Linked DNA regions of Homo sapiens: region 1 is linked to region 2. A link is a loop called in an ENCODE intact Hi-C map of the cell type or tissue named here. Cell type or tissue: endothelial cell of umbilical vein. All regions are shown on one strand.

Evidence for each region. A loop is a pair of places that touch in the nucleus more often than their neighbours do. Peaks named below come from ENCODE experiments on the same cell type or tissue, not always from the same donor. Only the 100,000 strongest peaks of a DNase experiment are listed, where the experiment ranks them.
Region 1: a loop joins it to region 2, with 4 times the contacts of the local background. A loop is called at or near these places in 8 of 110 quality-filtered maps.

The regions. Positions count from the first base shown.
Region 1 is chr7:21,894,485-21,899,484 of GRCh38, reverse strand. It overlaps DNAH11 (dynein axonemal heavy chain 11), which reads right to left. Exons shown (of 82, transcript NM_001277115.2): 78 at 4,680-4,862; 79 at 4,486-4,601; 80 at 37-149. Among named protein-coding and RNA genes, the nearest start is that of CDCA7L, 49 kb to the left of the region's middle. RefSeq lists enhancers at 1,113-1,172, 124-1,323. In endothelial cell of umbilical vein, no CTCF peak of the experiment used is centred here; a DNase peak (open chromatin) is centred at 2,184.
Region 2 is chr7:21,994,889-21,999,888 of GRCh38, reverse strand. No RefSeq gene overlaps it. Among named protein-coding and RNA genes, the nearest start is that of CDCA7L, 51 kb to the right of the region's middle. In endothelial cell of umbilical vein, no CTCF peak of the experiment used is centred here; a DNase peak (open chromatin) is centred at 3,038; H3K27ac peaks cover 1,565 bases.

The sequences.
Region 1 (5,000 bases), 100 kb after region 2:
TGTGTGCATCAGGGGCTGCACTGCGTCAGCCCTTACCAGTTAAGAAGGACTGAGGGTTGAAGAAGCCGGAGAGCCACACGACAGCCGGAAGGGTAAGGTCTTGTGTCCAAGTATCGAGTTCTCGGCATCGCAGGAGGAGGTCATTGAACCTGGTTTATGGGAGGGAGGAAGAAAAACTTGCTGTTCAGTAAAATAGCCATTTTCCAGTATGTTCTGTTGTGGGCGGTTAGGGCAGGGTGGTGGTGGAGGAGAAGTATACCACTGCTAGCTGGTAAAATCCTTCCCTGACAATTTGCAGGGCACTGTCCCTTTAAAGGGCTAGTTTGTTTCCCATTGGAGACTTGATGACTGTAGCGTTTACATTAGAGCAAGATACACTGAGGAATGTGGAAAACTCATTTCCATTTATGCAACAGCTTTTATTAGAGCCTCTTCATGCTATGTGGTGACTATACAAAGGTCATCACCCTATGACTTGGACTGACAAGCGCCAACTTGGAGGTATGGACAGGGTGTCTGAGGACCAGGGATGGCAAGGCTGTGATGGTGGTTACAAGACCAGAGTTGCCGGGAAATCTGATTGATAAGCAGAGGGAACAGCATGTGCGGAGGCAGTGGAGCACGTGACGGCAGTCTAAGCACGTGCAGTAGCTGCCTGAAAGTGGGGAGGAAAAAGGTTAATTAGGAAAACAAGTCAGCCAGGAATGGCACGCCGGTGGGTTGAGAAACGCTGCTGTTACGTACATGTTCTCTTCTCGGCTCCTCACAATTGGGCAAGGTAGGAAGTATTTGCAGTTGACCTATAAGGAAGCTGGCTCACAGAGGCTAGGGACAGATGAACCTCTTCGATAAAATTAAGAGAGAAGTGAAACCTTGAATTGTAAGTTTCAGAGGCTGCTTAAAGGGGACCAGGAGAATGGAGTAGAGAGCATAGCCTCAGTGTAAAAGCCAGAGTTCTCTAGAAGGAAAGGCTGGCACTGAAGTTTTCTAGGACCTTGTCTGCTTCAGATATGCAAAGGAAGTGGGGGTGAATGAGGAAACACCCTGACAAACCACATGGCAGAACATGTCTGCCTGAGATACTTGCCTGACTCTGGGCCGTGAAGAAGAAAAGGCTCAGAATGCTCACGGTCAAACTTACGTCACCACAAGGAAAATCTCTGTGCCCGGACCTATATTAAGTTCTTCCAGATAGCTGGATCCGAAAAAGCATACTCGACGATAAGAAGAAGAAACAGCATAGGCACCACACAAAGGAAAAAGGCGAATGAGAAAAGCAAAGGCAGGAAGACATTTCTCTCAAAATGTTGCCATCATGAGGATAAACACTGCAGACAATTTGTAACAACTAAAACAAGTGATTGTTGATATAAACAAGATCATGACTTAGAAGGGATCAGGTAGGAAATAGTAAGGAAATTAAGTTTGAAGACCCCAAATAAGAAGTAGAAAATAAAATTATAGAAATGAAAGCAAAAGTGAAACAGCGTAAGGGAGAATAATAAAAACAAATGGAAATAAAGAGGTAAAGGGTTAGAGTGAAAGCAATAAAATGAAAGCTGAAATGAGGCCAGACGTGGTGGCTCACATCTGTAATCCCAGCACTTTGGGAGGCCGAGGCAGGTGGATCACTTGAGGTCAGGTGTTCGAGACCAGCCTGGCCAACATGGTGAAACCCCATCCCTACTAAAAATAACAAAGTTGGCCGGGCATGGTGGCACATGCCTGTAATCCCAGCTACTAGGGAGGCTGAAGGCAGGAGAATCGGTTGAACCCAAGAGGCAGAGGTTGCAGTGAGCTGCGATCACGTCACTGCACTCCAGCCTAGGCAACAGAATGAGAATCTCTCAAAAAAAAAGTGTAATTCTAGAAAATTTGAGTTTTCCTAAATTATACCTTTGAATCTATACAATCAAGGGCACATCATGTTCCAAGAAAATTTGGTAGAGAGTAATCAATACTAAAATATAAAGAATAATATGAACAATGAAGAATCCCTGGATGGCCAGGGGAAAACATGAAGCCATTTATAAAGGGAAAAGAAGTATGCTAGCTTTTGACATCTCCACGGCAGCATTTGACAAGAGGAGAGTGATGGCTACAAAGGCCTCCAACTGAGGGTGTTATTATATTTTAATAACTGGCCAAACTGTCATTCAGGTATAGACATAAGAGTATAGGGCATGAAAAACCACCAGCAAATCCAACAAACAGGAAGGTTTATAACCCAGGAAATAGAGAAGTCTTGAAGAAAATACTTACTTGTAAGTATGTTTAAACTTCTCAGGAAAAGAGAATAACAGTCATAAAAACGAAAACAGGAAATTATAAAACTAAGCTAGGCACCCTTCCAAAAATATAAAAAACCTGGAACTGATAATTATGGACGATGAAATATACTTTATTTTTTGAGACAGGGTCTTGCTCTGTCACCCAGGCTAGAATGCAGTGGCATGATCATGGCTCATTGCACCCTTGACCTCTTGGGCTCAAGCAATCCTACCACCTCTACACCTTGAGTAGCTAGGACTACAGTCGCATGCCACCACACCTGGCTAATTTTTATTTTATTTATTTTATTATTGTTTTTTAGAGACAGGGTCTCATTATGTTGCCCAGGCTGGCTTCGAACTCCTGGGCTCAAGTGATCCTCCTGCCTTGCCCTCCCAAAGTGCTGGGCATGAGCCACTGCGCCCAACCTGGACAATGACATCTAAATAATTAAGAAACAGATTGGAGACAGTTGAAGATATAATGAAGATCACCCAGAACTGATGAAGTCTACAAGTATACAGCCGAAAGACACACTGAAAACGTTAAGAGGTCAGGCAGATAAATGTAGACATGAGGAGAATACGATATTCAGAGAAAAAAGTGCTAAGACTTTTTCAGAATAAAAGCTATGGATGGAATCTCACATTTATGACAGTACTTTAAAAATCCATACCTCAGTACAATAGTAAAATTGTTGAACATCAAGGGTAAAGAGAAACATTTTAAAACTTTACTTGGGAAGGAATGGCAAATATTTAAGACCAGATCCACCCTCTACAATCAAAGCTAGAAAACCATGGAGTTAGAACATCAAAGTGCTGAAGGAAAAATAATCGTGTCCTATAATTCTACGTATAAGTAAACTATCAATCAAGAAGGAGAGTGCAGTGAGGACAGTTTCAGAAACACAAGATGATTTACACCCCCACCCTCCAAGCCCTGCTCTATATTTTATACTCTGATAAAAAAAGAAAAGCCCAGAACAAGATACAAAAAAAGCAATGATGAGCAAAGAAATCAGTACAGTATATTAAAACAAAAATAATGATTGACCACAAACAAAACACAACAAACATAATGTGGCTTAAAATAAGGTGGAACTACAATTCCAGACCAGAAGGAGGTTGATGTTCAGAGGGAAGCTGAAGGCTCTAACATTGTGTTAGAAAAATCAAAAGTGTGGGCCAGGCGCGGTGGCTCATGCCTGTAATCCCAGCACTTTGGGAGGCTGAGGCGGGCAGATCATGAGGTCAGGAGATTGAGACCATCCTGGCTAACACGGTGAAACCCCGTCTCTACTAAATATACAAAAAATTAACCGGATGTGGTGGCGGGCGCCTGTAGTCCCAGCTACTCGGGAGGCTGAGGCAGGAGAATGGCGTGAACCCGGCAGGCAGAGCTTGCAGTGAGCCGAGATCGCGCCACTGCACTCCAGCCTGGGCGAGAGAGTGAGACTCTGTCTCAAAAAGAAAGAAAAGTCAAAAGTGTGCATGCTACAATGTAAAGAGTCTCCACTAAAATAATAGGAATGGTACAGGGATAGTTGAGGTTCATGGAATAATGATTCAGGAAAGCAGGGGGAAAGAAACTCAGCACCAAAAAGCCAGGAATCAACAGCTTTGTGAAACTTCCTGAATTGCTTGCCAAGACCAAGGAGCAATTAGGTGTAACATCAGCACAGATTACATTCAGTAATCTGTGAATTTCTGCCCTAGCTTTGTGACACATCTCTGCAGTTATACCCCCAGTCTAGTTTACTGCATACTGCATACCATATTACAAACTTTCAAAGGTTGTCTATGAGAAGGCAGAGGAATCTCAGGCTTGCAAAGTAAAGTTATAAGATGACACAAAGGCAAATTCAAGTTGCTTTCCATGGCCATTCAACTCTTAACAACAACTCAGGGGATTCTATTGCCATCTACATTTTTCAGATTTAAAAAAGAGACAGGTTATTTTGTCTAAGATCATGTATCAATGAGTGAGCGACAGAATTTCAGTCTTGCTCTGACCCTGTCTTTTAACTATTTTTGCCTTTGATGCAATATACCAAGTAAACTCAAATGAAATTGGTGGAAGAATTTTTTACGGTTACAGGTTGAGAACAGTCACAAAGCTCCGTCTGCATAGTTCTTAGGAAGCATTATTCAGAACACTAACCCAGCACCGAGGCTGCTCAGGGCCAGTGGCAGTGAGGATGGGGTAGCTTACCACTGGGCTAGGCCATAAGTAGAAGGATAAGCCAGTTTGCTCCAAGTGTCTGGTACCGTGTCATAACTCAATGCAAACTGCTGGGCTTCCACAGCAGGAGATAATGCCAATTCCCCCTTGCATGGAGAAAAAAAGCCACACAGTGAATATCTTCCAATGTGCTGAAGTCTACTATAGCCTCACTTTAAGCTTACCTTCAAACTAAGGTCCAGTTGTTCAAGTGATATACGTATTTCCCGAATGAGAATATTCATCCTCTCACATTCTTGGAAGCAAACAAGAACATATGGGCTTCTATTTGAATTTTTTTGCATTATCTCTGCCATGTTGAACTCTTCTGGAAGTTTCTCCAAAATGTCATCCAAGACATTCTTAACCTTAAATCAGTAACACAAAGATTTAGCTCCTTTCTATTTCAGTTTTCGTCATGGTGACTGTGTATATCCTCTACTTTTTGAAGTTACAGAATATATCATACGACTTCCGAAGGTGCCTGCAAATGCATGTGAAGGATG
Region 2 (5,000 bases):
CATAACATAATCTTACATAACCACAGTAAGTTATGTAAAGAAATTAAGGCTGGGTGCAGTGGCTCATGCCTATAATCCCAGCATTTGGGAGGCCGAGGCGGGCCGATAACCAGAGATTGGGAGTTCGAGATCAGCCTGGCTAACATGGTGAAACTCCGTCTCTACTAAACATACAAAATTTTCTGGGCGTGGTGATGTGTGCCTGTAATCCCAGCTACTCGGGAGGCTGAGGAAGGAGAATCGCTTGAAGCCAGGAGGTGGAGGTTGCAGTGAGCTGGGATTGCGCCACTGAACTCCAGCCTGGGCGACAGAGTGAGACTCGGTCTCCAAAAAAAAAAAAAAAAAAAAAAAAGATTTTGAACACAGCTACAATACTGTGAACTGAATCTACTAACCTTTTTTGAATTCCTATTAACATCCTTTTTCTGTTCAAGGCTCAGCCTAGGACCCTGCGTGGCAATTAGTTGTCATGACTCCTTAGTCCCCTCTAGTCTATAACAATTTCTCAGGTTTTTCTTGCCTTTCCTGACCTTGTCACTTTTGAAGACTACGAATCGGTTATTTCATAGAATGTGCTTCAATTTGGGTTTATCTGATATTTTCTCATGGATAAAGGAGGTCAAGCATTTTTCGCAGGAATGCCATGGAAATCAGATTGCGCCCTTCTCTGTGCATCAAATGACGTCCTATGTCTCTTTCTACAGATATGAACCTTCATTCCCGGTCAAGGAGGTGACTACCAGTTTTTCCAAAGTAAAATGACTATTTTCCCGTTAGTAATTGGTTAATAAATGTATCTGGGAAGATACTTTATGCAAATATCTTGTTTCTCCTTAAACTTATAGCCACTAATTTTAGCATCCTTTGATGCCTACAACCATTTTTACTGTGGGGTTTCCCCCCATTTCCTCTTTTCCCTCTGCATGTATTAATAGGTTCTGTAACGAAGATGTGTCCCTTCTCTCCCATTTATTTACTACGTTACATCACTGTGGACTCATGGATATTTACTTCCGTCTATGGCTTATAATCCAATGCTATTACCCTTTCTTGATTGCTCAAAATTACTCCAGCTTTGGCCATTGGGAGCTCCTTCAGGTGGGCTCTGTGTTCTTCTGACATGGCTCCATCCTTTGTGGCTACTTCCTTGTATTCTGGCACATGATGTTCCAGGCTCTTTTTTTTTTTTTTTTTTTTTCTGAGACGAAGTCTTGCTCTGTCACCCAGGCTGGAGTGCAGTGGCACAATGTCACCTCACTGCAACCTCCGCCTCCCAGGTTCAAGCAATTCTCCTGCCTCATCCTCCCAGGTAGCTGGGATTACAGGCACCCACCACCATGCCCAGCTAAGTTTTGTATTTTTAGTAGAAACGGGGTTTCACCATATTGGTCAGGCTGGTCTCAAACTCCTGACCTCAGGTGATCCACCCGCCTCGGCCTCCCAAAATGAGGCAATTACAAGCATGAGCCACACTGTGCCAGGCCTCCAGGCTCATTTTATATTTTGCCTGCCCCAGTCCTGGAGTCACCAACTTCTCCAAGGAGCATGGTTCCTTTTATTCAAGAGTGATATTTAGAAACTAAGATCTAAGCACTAAATGTATTCATTGCTACTAGAGAGTCATTGTTTCTAGGACCTTCCAGCAGAGCAAGGAACTGTGTGTACGTATACTAACTCATGCAGGCACACACATCTGTATATGCGTGTGTCTGTCTGCCTGCCTATCTATCATCTACTCAACCGCCCACACACACATATGTATGTATGTGTGTGTATATATATACATATGTATATATATGTATGTATATAAATGTGGGTTTATACTGAGATCTGTAACTCGAATAAATTCCACGGGTTCATTTTTGCCTTGCCCCTTTCCTTATGTATAACATCTTTCTCCAACAGTGAGAAACTTGACTCTTTATCTGATCTGGTATATAATTCTAGTATCCTTGTTGGAAAACAAATTTACTAACTACATTACAATAATTTTACACTGTTTCTTTAGACGTTAGCCTTCCACTATCAAGTCAAAATTATGTTTTTCAAATTTACTTAGGTTTTTCTAAGGTATGGGAAATTTTGCTATGATTCTAAAATCAAAGTTATAAAAAGTCTATGCTCAGAGAAAGGTTACTTCCTCCTCGTTCTTGCTAGCCTGTTCCCATTCTCTCATCCTTTCTACCTGGTTCCCTGCCATTCTTTGTAGATAACCAATGTCTTTAATTTATGGTTTATAATTCCTATATTTCTTTTGCACAAAAAAGCAGATACAGTTATATTTTCTTATATCTCTTTTCTTACCTAAAAGGTAGCATATAATAGAAAGGCTTATAAACTTTGCCTTTTACACGTAACAATATATCCTGGAAAGTGCTCTATCTGTTCACAGAGATCTTCCTCTTTATCTTTGATAGCTGTGTAGTATTTCATTGTGTGGCTTTATCATAGTTTGTTCAACCCACATTCCTATAGACAGACATTTACATTGTTTCCCAAATTTTTCAATTATAAACACTACTGTAACAAATAGCTGATACATATAATTTTTAAAATGTTAGACGTGTATCTTCAAGGTAGATTTTTAAAAGCAGGATTACTGGGTCAAAAGGTAAGTACAGCTGTAGTAAACAGACTGACAGCTCCTCGAAATGTTACACAGAGTCCCAGCTACTTGGGAGGCTGAGGCAGGAGGATCACTTGAAACCAGGAGTTCAAGGCTGTTGTGCCTATGATCATGCCTGTAAACATCCACTGTACTCCAGCCTGGACAATATAGATCCTCTCTCTTAAAAAAAAAAGGTTAAACGTGAAGTTATACAATTTGGCAATTCCACTTCTAGGCATATAGACAAAATAATTGAAAGCATGGATTTCCAAATGGATACTTGTACTCCAATATTCATAGCTGCATTATTCACAAAGACTAAAAATGTCCATCAACAGACGAATGAATTAAAACAATATTGTATGTACATACCAGGAAATATTACTCACCCTTAAGAAGGAAGGAAATTCTAAGACATGTTACAACAGGGATAAACTTTGAAAACATTATGCTATGTGAAATTGGTGAGACACAAAAGGACAAATATTGTATGACTCCACTTATGGGAGTTACCTAAAGTAATCAAATTCATAGAGTCAGAGAGACAGAAAGTAGAATGGTGATTACCAAGGGGTGGGAGAAGGAGAAATAGAGTTAGTGTTTAATGGGTACAGAGTCTATCTTTAGGATGATGAAAAGGTTCTGGAAATGCATGATGGTAATGCTTACTCAACATTGTGAATATACTTAATGCCACTGAACTGTCTTTAAAATGGTTAAAATGGTGAATTTTATGTCATGTATATTTTATTAAAATTTAAAAACTGGAAAAAATAGGTTCATATGTAGTTTTTTTAAGGTATTTCCAAAATCTCCCAGCAGGATTTTGAGTCTGTGGTCCCACGAGTTATATAGGAGTGCCTGTTTGCCCACAGCCTCACAACAGCTATTATACATTAAAAAGTATGATAACAAGTATATCAAAATGTTATACTTTTTAATTATTGTGAATCTGATAGGTGAGAAATTGTATCTCATATTGTTTTATTTGCATTTCTCTAATTATGAGTGAGCTTGAATATATTTTCATATAGTCAAGGGCTATTCTTATATCATTTTTGGTGAATAGTCTGCTCATATCTTTCCCCAATTTTTAGTGAGTTTTTGGTATTTTTGTCTCTCAATTTTTAGAAATTTTTTTTTTTAATACACATTAGGGATATTAGCCTTGTGGTTGTAGTATATACTGTAAATAATTTCTTCCAGTTTGCCAGTTGTCTTTTAGTTGTAATTTTGATTATAGTCCTTTCACCATGCAAATGTTTTAACATTTATGTGGACGAATGCATTGATTTTTTTTTTTCTTATATTGCCTCTCAATTTTGAGTCATAGTTAAAGGAAGTTTCCCTACATTGAGGTTGAAGAATTCACCAATATGTTCTTCTAGCACAAGTACAGTTTCATTTTAACACTTAGATTCGCGAAAACATTTGGAGTTTATTCTTGTGTGTTTTGTGAGATATGGATCTAATTTAATCTTTTATTCCAAATGGACACCCAGTTGTCACTGTGCCATTTATTAAAATTTCCATTATTTCATTTGAGATGTCACTCTTATCATATACTACATTTCCATATATCCTTAGGTCTTTTCCTGGGCTTCCATTCCATTCTATCTATGGATGTGCGATTACCACACTGTTCAAATTGTAGAGCTTCGTAGTATGTTTTCATGTCAGTGGGATTCGTTCTCCCTCATAGTTTTTCTTTTTCAGTGTTTTCCTGGTTGTTCTTGCATTTTTGCTTTTCTATATGAACTTTACTATCAACTTGCCTAGCTCCATCAAAGTGCTCACTGACATTTTTACTGGAATTTTATTAAATATATATATTAACTTAGGAAGAACTGGTATCATATTTTTCGATTTACTAACATGAATTTAAATTTTTTAAATATATTTTTAATTGACAAATAAAAATTATATTTATTATGTATAACGTTTTGAAATATGAAATTGTGGAATGGCTAAATCAAACTAACATATACAGTACTTCATATACTTATCATTTTTTTGAGGTGAGAAACTTACAATTTATTCTTTTGGCAATTTGCAAGAATACAATACATTGTTATTAACTGTAGTCACACTGTTGTAAAGTAGATCTCTTGAACTTTATCCTCCTATCGAGCTTATATTTCATATCCTTTGACCAACATCTCCCAACTCTCCTGCTTCCCAGCCCTGGATAACCACCATTCCACTCTCCACTTCTATGAGTTCCACCTTTTTAGATTCCACATGTAGATGATATCATGCAGTATTTGTTTTTCTGTACCTGACTTACTTTACTTGACATAAGGTCCTCCAGGCTCATCCATGTTGTTGCAAATGACAGGATTTCATTCTTTTTTATTCTGTTTTCGTTATGTACATATATCACATTTTCTTT